2 separate regions of the Homo sapiens genome follow, and region 1 is linked to region 2. Evidence: chromatin contacts called from ENCODE Hi-C or POLR2A ChIA-PET data. All regions are on one chromosome and are shown on one strand. Each heading gives the region's core, a stretch centred on a gene start or an enhancer-like site at or near the end of the contact. The rest is flanking DNA. Distances are from core to core; before and after follow the strand shown. Region 1 holds the start of SMIM24 (small integral membrane protein 24). Region 2 holds the start of CACTIN (cactin, spliceosome C complex subunit).

Region 1 (4,280 bases), core at 21-2,520, 150 kb before region 2:
GGGGGAGGGGCTTATAAAGGCGGACCTCAGAAGGGCGGGGCTTATGACAAAGGAGTGGCTCAGGGGTGGGGTTTATAAAGGAGAACAAGCTCAGGGGAGGGGCTTATGAAGGAGGAGGTGGCTCAGATGGGGAGGGCTTATAAAGAAGAGTCTGGGGGGTTGGGGCTTACAACAGAGGAGCTGTTGGGGGGAGCTTATAAAAGGAGGCAGAGGCTTAGAGGGAGGGGCTTATAAAGGAGGAGCTCAGAGGGGAGGTGCTTATAAGGGGAGAGGGTCTCAGAGTGGGAGGGGCTTATAAAGGCGGCAGAGGCTCAGGAGGAGGGGCTTATAAAGAAGGAGGAGCTCAGAGGGGAGGGGCTTACAACAGACGAGGGGCTCAGGGAGGGGTCTATAAAGGATGAGTGAGAAGGAGGGGCTTACAGAGGAGGAAGAGGCTCAGATGGGGAGGGGCTTGTGAACTAGGGGGCTCAGAGTGGGAGGGGCTTGTAGAGGAGGCAGAGGCTCAGGGGGAGGGGCTTATAAAGAAGGAGGAGCTCAGAGGGGAGGGGCTTACAGAGGAGGAGGGACTCGGGGAGGGGTTTATAAAGGAGGGAGAGTGAGAAGGAGGTGCTTACAAAGGAGGAAGGGGCTCGGATGGGGAGAGGCTTGTGAACTAGGGGGCTCAGAGGGAGAGGGGCTTATAGAGGAGGCAGAGGCTCAGGGGGAGGGGCTTATAAAGAAGGAGGAGCCCAGAGGGGAGGGGCTTACAGAGGAGGAGGGGCTCGGGGAGGGGTTTATAAAGGAGGAGGAGTGAGAAGGAGCGGTTCACAAAAGAGGCGGGGACTCAGATGGGGAGGGGCTTGTAAAGGAGGCCCGAGCTCAGAGTGGGGCCGAGCTCAAGGCGGGGGGTTCAGCCAGGTGTGCTCAGAAGGGCTGGAGAGGGGAAAGGCTCGGGTGGGCGGTGGGGGGTCCCTTACAGAGGAGGGCAGAGCCCAGCGAGAGGGAGGCCGGGCGGTACTGCGGGGGTTGAGAAGGGCCTCCAAGCCACTCTTCCTTTTCTTCCTGCCCCCTCTCCTTTTTCTCGCCATGGAAAATTGGGAGATGGTGATCACCTGACCAACTCCCCTATCCCGCGACGCCCCCTCCCGCCCCCCTGCACCTACCCTGCTGGGCCTCCACCGGGGAGAGGAGCAGAAACTCCAGCACCAGAAGGGCCCCCAGGGTCTCCATGACGGTCGAGTGAGCCAGCAGCCAGCCAGCGGCGGTCCCGGGTCGGCGTCCACAGGTTTGGTGTGGGCGAGGCCCTGCCTCCCCGTGATAAGGCACAGGCGGTCCCCGGGCGGGGGATGCCTGAGACCTGGGAGCGGGGCCCGCCCCTGGCACCACCTGATTGGGCATCCTGCCCCTCCCCTGCCAGCTCCTGCCCCATCGCTCTCCCTCCGGGAGGCCAGACTCTGGACCTGTGTAACAATTAACTGAGGGAGTCCCTCCTCCCTGCACCCTGCCCTGGGGACCATCAGCCTCAGGGCCACCCCTTTGTGATCCCTGCTGCAGGGGCTGAGCTGAGATGGCTGCGACCTCCCGTCCCGGCCCAGGCCCCGTGCCACTCTGGACACAGGGGGAACTCACAAATACAACTGGAATATCTTAAGAAGGGTGCGCCCACCCAGTGCCTCACACCTGTAATCCCACTACATTGAGAGGCCAACGCGGGCAGATCCTTGAGCCTAACCTGGGCAACTTAGTCAAGCCCTACCTCTACAAAAATAGAAAAATTAGCCAGGCGCGGCGGGCACCTGCAGGCCCAGCTACTAGGGTGTGCTGAAGTGGGAGGATCACTTGAGCCCAGGAGTTTGAGGCTGCAGCCAGTTATGGCCGCACCACCGCACTCCAGCCTGGGTGACAGAGGAAGACCCTGTCTCAAAGGAAATAAAAAAAATTAGAAATACAAAGAGTTACCAAGGCTGGGTACAGTGTCTCACGCCTGTAATCCCAGCACTCTGGGAGGCTAAGGCGGGAGAATCGCTTGAGGCCAGGAGTTCCAGACCAACCTCCTCCCGTCTCTAAAATAAAAAATGTAAAACTTAGCTGAGCATGGTGGCCTGCACCTGTAGTCTCAGCTACTCAAAGAGACTGAGGTGAGAGGATCGCTTGAGCCCAGGAGTTCGAGGCTGCAGCGAGCTACGACTGCACCACTGCATGCACCACCGCACTCCAGCCTGGGCAACAGAACAAGACCTTGTCTCTCAAAGCAAATTTGAGAGTCACCTTTTGTGCTCTCAGAGTACACATGAGGCTCCGTGCTCGGCAATTTCACAGATCGCATTTCCTTTTCTTAACACCCCGTGAAATGGTGCCGGTCTCATTGTGCCCAGGAAAGTCAAGGTCACGCAGCAGGTCTGACCTGGGATTTGAAGCCGGGTCTGCCTCGCCCCCAGCTTATCCTGCCTCGCCCAGGCTCTTGGCCCCTGAGGACCCACAAGCAGCCATGGGAGCACACAGGGACAGGGAAGGTGTGCAGAGGCCACATGCCCGTGGTCCACCTGCAAACCGGGACGCTCTCACGTGGGGATGCCCGGGAGCGTTGATGACTCAGGCTCCAGGCTCTCCTGTCCTCAACCTTGGTCCCTCGGCTGATTAGATAGTGGGCCCTGCCCGGGCGAAGGGGGACCCCGCCCCAGCTGACACGGGAGCAGCCATGGCCCAGACGAGTGGTAGGAAGGCCCGGCGTCATCGCACAGGTGTTTATGGAGCGCCTGCTGAGTCGCTGTCACTTCCTCTCTTCCGGAGGTCTGCGGATGACCGCTGAGCAGACCGGCCACTCAGCAGGATGGGGCTCACACATCCCAGCCCCAGGATGGCCACAGGTCTGCTTGAACCAGCCAGGCAGGCATCTATTAAACTCTGACTGTGTATCCCGTCTTGTGCAGGGCTTGGAAGAGAAGGAGGCCTTGGTGCTGTCTGGGAGCTCTCGATCTGATTAGGAAGTCAGGACCACCCCCCAGAGACAAGCAAACCCAGCAGCCGAGGCGGGGGCTGGAGAAGATTTGGAGGTAGGGGAGCCCAGCAGAGGGGGTGGGGGCAGGACCCGCCTTGGAGATCCTGCCCTCCAAAGTCAGTCAGTTGTCTGGGCTTTTTCTGAGAAAAGCACTCTGTGCTCTGAGACCTTGGCGAAGCCACTTCATCACTGCGTGCCTCGGTTTCCCCATCTGTTAAGTGGGGGCGATCAGTCCTACCTCGGAGGATTAAATGAGATACTGCATAGAAAAAGCCTGCTCTGCACAGCAGCAGGTACACGCTAAGCACTCGGTAAGGTTGGCCGATAATATTACAACGTTTTAAATCGCCCTAGTGTTTCTAATTCACAGTTTGCTGACGGCTTGGCTGAGGCTGAGCCGGGCAGGCTCTGCGTATGTGAAAGTCGCCAGCGTCCAACCCCCGGAACCTGCCGGCTGGGAAGGAGAAAGCCGTCCGCTGCGACCGGGCAGCTCAGGGTTTGCAGAAAGGGCTCCGGCGCGCGTAAGTTCTGTCTACACGACCGCCAAAGCGTCCGGAACCCGGATTCAGGATTCAAGTTGCCATCAGCTTCCAGAAGGAGCTTCGGGATGGGGGGTCCTTGAAGGCAATGGAGGGGCGGCGGGGCTCCGGGGGAGGCGGGGGTTCAGAGGGGGCTCCCTCCCCACCCCCGCCGGCGTCCTCCTCGCCCTGCCAGGCCAGGGCCAGCTGCAGGTCCAGCCCCTCCAAGTCCTCGCCGGTCAGGCTGGGGCGCAGCTCCCGGGGTGCGGCCTCCTGGTCTGGCTTCGGGCCAAACGCCCAGTCTGCGGCAAGGGAGCTGGTGAGGCAACTCCCCGGCCCCGGCCACCCTCCTCTGTCCCCTCCTCAGCTAGGAGAAGCACTAGGATCCCCTGACCACCCACCCAGGGTGACCCAGCATCGGCCCCAGCTGGGTTTCGGTGGGGGCAGCTCACCGGCCAGGTCGTGGGCGAGGTCTTTGATGAGGTGCCCGACGATGGCGTAGGCGACGGCCACCACCACCAGCGCGGCCAGCAGCAGGTACAGCACGTACCTGGGCAGGCGGATGCTGTCCAGGGGCGGCGGCCGGTACTCCTCGTACAGCGGCGGGGACGGGCTCCAGCCCTCGGCCTCCCCCTCGGCCGCCAGCCCCGGCATGGTGTCCGCCCGGCACAGGGGAGGCCCGGAGGTGACCCACACAGCGGAAGTATTAAGGGGCTTTGAGCTAAGAGGATTGGGCGGCTGCCCCACGGCCACCATCTGCCTGGGTTAATCACATTGTAAATCAC
Region 2 (4,450 bases), core at 880-3,379:
CTGGTGGCGCAGGAATTATAAGGGTACGAACCAGGGGACCCGAACACATTTAGGCTGTCAAGGGAGGGCTTCCTAGATGGAAGTGGTATTTGAACTAGTCCCACAGGATGGACAGGAGTTAACAGAGTAGAGCGCAGGGAATGGAAGATGCACAACCTCAGGGGTGGTTCAGGGGCCTTTAATTTTATTTATTAGAGACAAGGTCTACTAGACACAGAGTCTACTAGAGACAAGGTCTATATTTTTATTTATTAGAGACAGAGTCTCCCTCTGTCACACAGGCTGGAGTGCATGATCAGAGCTCACTGCAGCCTTGACCTCCTGGGCTCAAGCCATCCTCTCGCCTCAGCCTCCTGAGTAGCGGGGACTACAGGCACACACCACCACGCCCAGGTAACTCTTTACATTTTTTTGTACAGAGGGGTCTTGCTATGTTGCCCAGGCTGGTCTTGAACTCCTGGGCTCAGGCAAGCCTCCTGTCTCAGCCTCCCAAAGTGTTGGGATTACAGATGTGAGCCACTGCGCTCAGTCACGTTTAGGGGTCTTTGTACACAGAGAACTGCCAAATATTTTGTTAAATGCTCTACCCATTAAGCTCATGTCAAAAAAATCTAAACTATGTTGAAACCAATCATTGCAGAGCCCTTAAATATTGGCCACAAGTTCAACTGAATTTTCGTGAACATTAATTCTAATTACATATCTAGAGTGGCAAATTATTGTGAATAATTCCAATACCAGAAAATGGTAGGCGAAAAAACACAAAGATGACATTAACAAGACTTATGGGCAGGCGCGGTGGCTCACGCCTGTAATCCCAGCACTTTGGGAGGCCGAGGCGGGCAGATCACTTGAGGCCAGGAGTTCAAGACCTGCCTGGCCAATATGGAGAAATCCCAGCTCTACGAAAAAATTCAAAAATTAGCTGGGTGTGGCAACAAGCACCTGTAACCCCAGCTACCGGGGAGGCTGAGGCTGAAGAATCGCTTGAACCCAGGAGGCAGAGGTAACAGCCGAGATCGTGCCACTGCACCCCAGCCTGGGCGACAGAGCAAGACTCCGTCTCAAAAACAAACAAACAAAAAAACCAACAACCGATGAGTGAACTTGGCCCAGAGCGGGGCAAGACTGGCCTGAGTGTCAGCCACGAAGGGGCTGAGCCAGCACTGGGGCCCCGGTCTGGGAATCAGTCCCTGTCCCCATTTTGGTTTCTCTGTACTGGAGCCGGCTCAAGGCAAATCCGACCAAGTGCCCCATCTCCAGAAGAAAAGGACCATGGGGAAGCTGAGATTCAGGCACTAGGAATCAGCTGTGAGTCCTGCCAGCTGACACCGAGTCTTTTTCCCTCCCACAGCCCACCTCCATTAGCAAATGTTGTCTCCTCTACTTCCAGAATCCCTCTGAAATCTACGCACTTTGCCCGCTGTGGTTGACTACAGCCTCCCTCCCATCGAGACTGCCATCATCTACTGTCTGGACAATTGTGCCGTCCTACTCTGATGCCGCTCCTGCCTACCCCGCTCCATCCCTTCTCCACCTCAAAGCCAGAAAGTATGCAGAGTTAAGTCAGTCCACGTCACTCCCCTACCCAAACTCCTCTCAAGACTCTCCATTTCCCTCCGACTAATAGCCAAGATCTAATGTGCTGAGCACACAGGGCTCGATATGATATGATCTGATCTCTCGTTACCTCCCCGCCGCCTCGCTCACCCGGCTCCGGGCTGTCCCTCCAACCGCCCGGTCCCCTGCCTGGAACGCCTCTCGCCTTCCTTCCGCTGCCAGGTTAATTCCAACCGGTGGTCAATTGTCCCCTTCTCTAGGAAGCCCTCCCCGAGTAAGTCGGGGGTTTCCCGGTTCCCCGGGATCTCCAACCCTCGGTCGGGCGCTCCTGAGGTAGGAGCCGGATCCCCAGCGCTGCTCCCGCAGCGACCCCACCTGCGCTCCCGGCTCCGCCGCCTCCGTCTGCGCCGTCCCTCGTCCTCCCGGCGCCGTCGGTTTCGCCGCCCATGGCTCCTGCTCCGACTTCGGCTCCCGCTCTGACTCTGCCGCCTTCGGCCCCGGCGACCCGCGGACCGCGAGCGCGAGCGTGTGTCCCGACCCATCGGCTGGGCCAGTGGCCGCGGCACCAACACCAATAGCCGAAGCCTGCGCTGGGGGCCTTCCTCGCCCACGGCGCTCTCCAGGCTGCCCCGTTTGCGCCTGAGCCGGGAAAGAGCAACCCATCCCGTCGCCCCAGCCCGCAAGGACTCCGACACCCCAGACTTTCCACTACGTCTGCAAATGTGGACCGCGTGATTGACTCCAGTGGGATTGTTGCCTCCAGGGTGGCGGAGTCTCCTTTCAGGCAGTGCTGGAGGCAGCCCTAGGCGGGTCCCCACGCCTCAGGGGGCCTGAGAAACTGTGGGCGGGGCAAGGGCAAACTAGGAACCTTGTGCAGGGAGGGGCCTGCCGAGGCGAGACCAATAAGAAGCGGGTCTAGGTCGGAAGTAGCGCTTCATTGGCGTGGCCAGGGGCGTGGCCGAGGAGAGGCGTGTCCGGGGAGCGAGGTCCCCGAAAGGCGAGGAACCGGGAAGGTGTTAGGTGCCAGGCAGCTCCAGAGGGCAGAGGGCGGGCGCGGGGACAGAAACTGAAAAGCCTTCTTATGAGAGTCATCGTTATGCTCCACCACCTGCCAATGAACACCTATGTATTTTGGGAGTTAAGCTTTAAAAAAAAACAAAAACTTTGATAACTCCCTGTATTCCCCCATCAACCCATTTTAGAGACGGGGAAACTGAGGCTCAGAGAGGGAAAGTCACTCTTAACACTTGCCTTCTCAACCCAGGCTGCCCAGCTTTGTGGTGTGGGTGCTGGGGACCCGTGGGAGGGTTGTGAGCAGGGTTTGGGGGACTTGCTGTTGAAACAAGTTTGGCGTGGGAGGACGGACTTCAGGGGCAAGGCTGGAGGCCAGAGACCTAGAAGACGCTGATGTCCCATCCTGAGCTCCCCTAGCCCATGGTGGCTGCTACCACCACCCCGTGCAGTTCTAACCACTCGGGGCTGGGAAGGCCTGTTTATGGAGGATGATAGTAATTTAAGCTAACTTTTAAAATATTTATCTTGGCCGGGCACGGTGGCTCACGCCTGTAACCCCAGCACTTTGAGAGGCCGAGGCGGGCGGATCACCTGAGGTCGGGAGTTCAAGACCAGCCTGGCCAATATGGTGAAACCCTATCTCTACTAAATAATACAAAAATTAGCCGGGTGTGGTGGCATGCACCTGTGATCCCAGCTACTTGGGAGGTTGAGGCAGGGAGAATTGCTTGAACCTGGGAGGCGGAGGTCGCAGTGAGCCGAGATCGTGCCACTGCGCTATGGCCTCGGCGATAGAGCAAGACTCCGTCTCAAAAAAAAAAAGAAAATTAAAATGTTTATCTTGAGTGGGGTGCAGTGGCTCATGCCTGTAATCCCAACACTTTGGGAGGCCGTGGCAGGTGGATCTTGAGGTCAGGAGTTCGAGACCAGCCTGTCCAACATGGCGAAACCCCGTCTCTACTAAAAATACAAAAATTAGCTGGGCATGGTGGCATGCTTGTAATTCCAGCTACTCGGGAGGCTGAGGCAGAAGAATCGCTTGAACCCAGGAGGCAGAGGTTCCTGTGAGTTGAGATCGCATCATTGCACTCCAACCTGGGCGACAGAGCAAGTCCCCGTCTCAAATAAATAAATAAATAAATAAATAAATAAATAAAACGTTTATCTTGGAATACAACTTCATAACATCCCCGTAAACGCTGGCTTTGTATGCTTTGCTTGGTGTTAAGGCAAGGATGGAACCTTACAGAGGAAGAAGAGACCATCTCCTGCCGCTCTAGATGATGACCTTGCCGGTCCTGAGATGTGGGTTGTCATGCTGATGGGATGGCCCAAAACAAAGCGAAGGCCTGACCCTGTGCTTCCCAAAATTCAGATGCATCCTTGCAGCACATTAAGAGATCACTTGCATGGGCCGGGCGCGGTGGCTCAGTCCTGTAATCCCAGCACTTTGAGAGGCCAAGGTGGGTGGATCACCTGAGTTCAGGAGTTCGAGACCAGCCTTGTCAACATGGTGAAACCCCACCTCTACTAAAAATACAAAATTTAGCCGGGTGTAGTGCCAGGCACCTGTAGTCCCAGCTACTCAGGAGGCCGAGGAAGAATTGCTTGAACCTGGGAGGCGGAGGTTGCAGTGAGCTGAGATCGTACCATTGCATTCCAGCCTGGGTGACAGAGCGAGACTCCATCTCAAAAAAAAAAAACAAAAAAACAAAAAACAAACTTAAAACAACGAGATCACCTCCATGTTCAGTTTATAAAACAGCTGTGCTGAAACGTTCCAACGGCTCCCTTACAGACAGGATCTTACTTTTTTTTTTTTTTTTTTTTTGAGACATTTTCTTGCTCTGTCGCCCAGGCTGGAGTGCAGGGGCAT

What was found. Hi-C counts contacts between places; a loop is a spot of excess contacts on that map. ChIA-PET counts read pairs that join two places held with the same protein, here RNA polymerase II (POLR2A). Pooled maps may share reads with other maps.
Region 1: a loop to region 2 is called in a map with no recorded cell type, with 19 times the contacts of the local background. The contact joins the promoter of SMIM24 here to the promoter of CACTIN in region 2. A Hi-C loop is called at or near these places in 1 of 168 maps with a recorded cell type or tissue (posterior vena cava), 1 of 37 single-sample maps with no recorded cell type and 2 of 50 pooled maps. POLR2A ChIA-PET finds 5 or more read pairs at or near these places in 4 of 52 experiments (GM10248, K562, OCI-LY7 and 1 more).

What each region holds. Positions count from the first base shown.
Region 1 is chr19:3,479,255-3,483,534 of GRCh38, forward strand. It overlaps SMIM24 (small integral membrane protein 24), which reads right to left and starts at 1,271. Exons shown (of 4, transcript NM_001136503.2): 1 at 1,143-1,271. The coding sequence starts at 1,209. SMIM44 (small integral membrane protein 44) reads right to left here and starts at 4,187. Exons shown (of 2, transcript NM_001395954.1): 1 at 3,948-4,187; 2 at 2,856-3,797. The coding sequence starts at 4,149. The coding sequence ends at 3,550. It overlaps LOC105372246 (a long non-coding RNA gene), which reads left to right and starts at 3,724. Exons shown (of 5, transcript XR_936264.2): 1 at 3,724-4,032. RefSeq lists an enhancer at 3,965-4,280.
Region 2 is chr19:3,624,661-3,629,110 of GRCh38, forward strand. It overlaps CACTIN (cactin, spliceosome C complex subunit), which reads right to left and starts at 2,130. Exons shown (of 10, transcript NM_001080543.2): 1 at 1,936-2,130. The coding sequence starts at 2,102. RefSeq lists enhancers at 1-292, 519-1,080, 1,081-1,642, 1,643-2,204, 2,094-2,463.